2 separate regions of the Mus musculus genome follow, and region 2 is linked to region 1. Evidence: chromatin loops called from intact Hi-C (ENCODE). Cell type or tissue: gastrocnemius. All regions are shown on one strand.

What was found. Hi-C counts contacts between places; a loop is a spot of excess contacts. Peaks named below come from ENCODE experiments on the same cell type or tissue, not always from the same donor. Only the 100,000 strongest peaks of a DNase experiment are listed, where the experiment ranks them.
Region 2: it touches region 1 in a loop (2.1-fold over the local background); 4 of 42 quality-filtered maps call a loop at or near these places.

The regions. Positions count from the first base shown.
Region 1 is chr12:85,864,672-85,867,171 of GRCm38, reverse strand. All of the region lies in intron 9 of Ttll5 (tubulin tyrosine ligase-like family, member 5), which reads right to left. It overlaps Gm51990 (a long non-coding RNA gene), which reads left to right. Exons shown (of 2, transcript XR_003950216.1): 2 at 228-2,500. Among named protein-coding and RNA genes, the nearest start is that of Gm51990, 8.0 kb to the left of the region's middle. In gastrocnemius, a CTCF peak has its summit at 1,404 (motif pointing left); a DNase peak (open chromatin) is centred at 1,399.
Region 2 is chr12:85,921,693-85,924,192 of GRCm38, reverse strand. Ttll5 (tubulin tyrosine ligase-like family, member 5) reads right to left here. Exons shown (of 34, transcript NM_001081423.3): 22 at 1,115-1,235. Among named protein-coding and RNA genes, the nearest start is that of Gm51990, 49 kb to the right of the region's middle. In gastrocnemius, no CTCF peak of the experiment used is centred here; a DNase peak (open chromatin) is centred at 1,118; H3K27ac peaks cover 637 bases.

The sequences.
Region 1 (2,500 bases):
AATGAAACTAAGGTCTTTTTCTGGAAAAAGTTTAAAGGGGAAAGGAATTTACACAAAATAACCTCTATTTCACAATGCAGTGAACTTTATAACATGAACTTTCAATCTCCTAGCATTCATTTGAAGCTCCCAACAGAAATGACAGGGTATAAAAGTCTAAAGAAGGAAACTAATTATTTCTGCCTCTAGGTCTGTCTCTTTAGTAAAGATTATGGTTTTCCTTCTAGTCTCAAAGTAAAGCAACCTGGTGATCTCATCCCAAGCTGATTACCTTCAGTTATGGCTACACAAAACACACGTGACCCAAGATTAGCAGAAGCTGCAGGTGCAGAGGAGCTGCAGACGGATGCTGGATGTAATGACACAGCTGAGCGCACTCTGAGGGCTGAAAGGCAAGTGAATGCCAAGATAAACAGTGGCTATTTAGGCACACTGAAGAATCTACAGAGAACAGTGTACCTTGTATATCTGGAGCAAACAGCTCAAGATAATGCCATGTATATACCATCGAGAAGGATTTCACATCCACCTAGGTAAACCCACCAAAGAACTGAAAATGTTTTTCCTTTTTTGGATCAATGTGGACCGAGTACTTAAAAAGCGATTTTCCTAACAGTAAGGAAGAGTGTCCACTGACCATATAAATGTGTGTCTGCACACGCATGTATATGCTACTTCCTGCTGGAAGCAATACAACTGTCACTAAATTAGTAGCTTCTGACATCTAATGCAACAGGTAGCCAGAATACTTGTTTATCTGTAGCAAACTGTAATGAATGCTAGTATTGCTCTCACTCTATGAGCATATGAACCATAAAGATAAAAACACTATATAAAATTTTACTCAAGAGTGGGGGCTACTAATATTGCAGGTGAAACATCTTTAGAATATATTGGCATGACACACTTGAGAAACAGTGTCATAAATAACCTTCTCTCTTCCAGAAAACCAAGCAGGACCAAGGCGAGAAACTGAGGTGGAGGAAGGCTAGAGGAGCTCGGAAGTCTCTAAGTATAAACCACAGTCCCCAGCACCCGAGGCCCCAGGAGAAGTCCAAGGACTTTACCTTCCCTCTCTTCCAGATAATATGGAAAGGAGGCTTTTTTAAAAATCCATGTCTGTCTCCTTTCTATGTATACTTCCAAGTACAGAAGCTCATATCCAGAAATGCTGTAGAAAATGCCTTCCCTATGACAGTGCAATTGGAGCAAATAGTTCATGTGAGATGCTGGTCCAGGCCCTCATTCAACAACTGGGAAATGTTTTATTTTCCTCCTTCTTGAGTTTTCAAGAGACAAGAGGCCAGGACTATGGAGTTTCAGTAGCCCCCAGTGTTCTCAGGGCTCCAACTCATAAATCTTAGTTAAGAATATGACAGAACTTATAAAAGCTGTCATTGCCACCTAGAGGTGAAGGGAAGACATGGCTAAGCCAGCTAGCAGCTTAGGTTAGTCCTCACTTGACTCCAAAACAAATTAGAAGTAGAAAACTCAGCTGTCACAGTTCAGTATGGCCTGTCAAATCCGCTCTCCATAAACAGGGACTGGAGAGACTCTGGGAGGACAGGGAATCATGTTTTCTTCGTCACATAAACACAAATGGCCAGCCTTTATTTTATTCACGTAGTCTCCATTTTCAAAATCAATTTTCTAAAATCAGAAAAATGCACAGACTGTGACCTTCAGCTTATTATGTCTGCGCACAGATGCAAAGAACCCTCTTAGACGGCTATAAACTATCCTATCAAAGCCATGAACAGGAGAACTTCAGAGCAAACTAGCCCATTAAAAAAAAAAAAAAGTAAGTGAAAGGCACACAAGAAAGTCACATACTTTTTAAAATAGCTTAGTGGATTTATGGAAACTGTTACCTGTAAGTCTTTGTGGGTATGGGAGACAAAATTTCAAGTTATTATAATTTAATTCTGTTGTCAGGCAGTACCTTAAAACCTACTAAGCATCACACACACACACAAATTATATTCATAATCACATCAAAGTATATGACTGTATATCTGTATGTATATTAAGGGGTGAAAGCCATGAATATCGTGAATGGGGGAAAACATGACCATTCAATGAGCTCCAATTCCTACCCACTACCCCATTAGGGGAACTCAGAAACCACTACCCCCTCAAATATGCAAACCTATTTCTTCTGCTGCAGAAAAGGCTGCAAGTTTTGCAATTGCAAGGATTAACATAAGGACATGGTGTATGACAAGTAAATAAATGTGACTTATTTCCCTTCCAGATCTACTCTGAAAAACATTACAATCTTTTTTAATATCCTAGGGCCCTCATAACAACTCTCAGTATGCATGAAACTACCCTGTGGTCTCTATAACTGAGGAAACTTGTGTCTCCACCTTATGCAGCCCTGCAGGTGAAGATGTAGAGCACCAAGGCTGCTTTCTGTCATTTGAACCCACCCAGGTACACTCTGTTTCCCTGTTTCCCTAAGTTGAACCTAACAGAAAGCAGCAGCCTGGTCTTAGAA
Region 2 (2,500 bases), 57 kb before region 1:
TTTGCAGTGATGATCTTATGTATTCTTGTAGAATGCCCCAAATCTTGGGTAAATTCTCAGCCAGAAACTGGAACAGTTAGTCTGGCTGTTTTTGTTTGTGTGACTGCTTTTGGTTATTTTAAGTGATTTTATTTTAATTTGATTTTTGTTCATTGCTCCCTCCTCCAATTTCCTCTAGTATAAAGGGTAGAGACTCATAACTAGAGGCTTGGATTTCATACTTCTCTGCTGTCTTTACTATAAGGTGATTTAAGCTACTATTTTAAAACATTATTTTTTCAGTAGAGCAGACAAACCAATTCTCAAAAAAGGCATGCTCAATTTTCCACTTGGAAAGAGCGGAGCTAACATTTTCCACTGATGGCTGAAGGATTATGCATTACACACAAGGTTTATCTCTGGGTTCTTTTGACTACTTTAAATTCATCATTTGTTTTCTGGGATAACCAACATGATTTTTTAAAATGCACCTTGCGCTGTACAGAGAGAACTAAAAATTAAAGTCAGTACTGACAAAGGACACAGCTTCCTCAGAGTTAACAGCCCCTCTGTCTGTGGTAGAGCCTGTAGTTTCAAAAGGCCTTCATGAGACTGAAGCTATGTCTGATCTTATCAAAGAGCTTGATGCTCCCTGTCACTGTTAGCCAAAATATTGATCATGGGTGTGTTCAAATAACTGATATAAGATCAAAATTGTTATTAGTTTTGATTCAGTAATCTAAAAATTGACACACTTACAAGTAAAGTAAGAAGTTAGGCTGACTAATGGTACTTTCTGAGATATTACAGAGGCACTGACTTTCAAAGAGTTAACGGAACTAACTCCTCAGGACAGAAAATAATGGAAACAAAGCGTGCAACATGGTGCCTGTGAGCACATGTGCCATATACTCATCTAGGGGTGAGGGAACAACTTGTGGACTAGAGTCTCTCATCTTCCCATGGGTCCCGGGAATCAAACCCAGCTCTCCAGGCTTCCATGGAAGACTTTTAGCTGTTGAACTATTCATTTGCTGAGTCCTGCACTTCACTCTTTTCTCAGAGTATACTGCTAAGCTGGGGATAGAAGGAGAGAAAGGAGGACAGCCAAAGGTCCCCAAAAGCAGAGCCTCACCATCTGTTCATCCTCTTTGGCAGCCCAGCTGGGACTGAGTGTCTGACCACCACTGTCTTTTGTCAGACGGATTTGCACATGCTGAAGATAGGCAGAGAATGCTAACCGGGCCTGTACTTTGCTGTAGAAATCAAAAACAATACACTGTTATGAGAGAGAATGGTAACCTACCACCTACATACCTGCATCTCTCCGAGTGATCGTTAAGGATCCTTCTGTCAGGATAGCTAAGAAGGAAGACTGTTATAAAGACACTTCTGAATAAAGAACCCTTCTAAACACGCCATGAGCTGTTGTTTCCCATACGAAACCTGAAAACTACTACTTCTGCCCATCATGCTGCCCCTTTGAACTTTGAAGAATGCTCTTGGGAGAATGCAGTGTTCAGTGTTCACTGGGCCACCAGTAGTAAAAAGAAAAGGTTGTGGTGTTGGAAGCCCTTCAGGACACACTTCTATCAGTTAGGCTAGTGATTCAGATTTTGCTGTGAGAACTAATATTCCTAGTATGGAAAAGCCTCTGAAACAGGAACTAGATTAATCCTACAAAGAAACTTTTGAGCCCACATTTTAAGGTCATGCATTTCTCAACTACAGGACATGAGTGACTGGAGCCCAGAACTAGTGGCTGTAGAGCTTGGTGTGCATGACCTGACAGACAGGGACAAGCCCAGAGAAGATCTGCAGGTAAAATATCCTTTAAGACGGTAAAGCACACCGTGGGGTGTTCTCTGCCTGGTGGTCTTGGTGATAGGCAAGGACTGTCCTCAGGTTGCAGAGGGAAGACAGAGAGACAGTGATAACTTCCACTTCAGTGGCTAGCTGTGGCAGATCGGTTTTCTTTCGGGCAAGGCTTTGGTTACTTCAGCTGACCGGCCTCCTGATGCTACAGCCAGAATTACATCAGCTAAGATTAGGGCCCAACACAAGCTCCGTTCACGATCCTTGTACGTGTAATCACTGAACAATGTCTGCTCATGTTCCCCAAAGTAAGATGAGGGATTCATCCCAAGTGGACTGGAGATGGTGCTACAGAAGTCGAGGACTGAGAGCGTTTGGAGGACCAGAGTGCAGGGGCATCAGGCCAGGGAGCCTGCTTGCTCCTTGGTTTTCATCTGTAAGAGGTTCCAGCAAGTGAGCTAGAAATAAGGTTACAATCTAATTACTAACAGGAGCAGTTATGGAAATACAGTATGAATTTGAAACGATGAATTTAAATGTTCAAATATTCCCAACAAAGACATTCCTATTCTCACCTAGAGAATAACAGCAAGTTCCAGATACTTTCAAATTCGGCTGACTCACCAACTGTGCTGACTGAAGCTCTCAAACTGATAGTTCAAATTTCAATCCTTATTTTGTTTCAAATAAAATAAAGAATACTGAG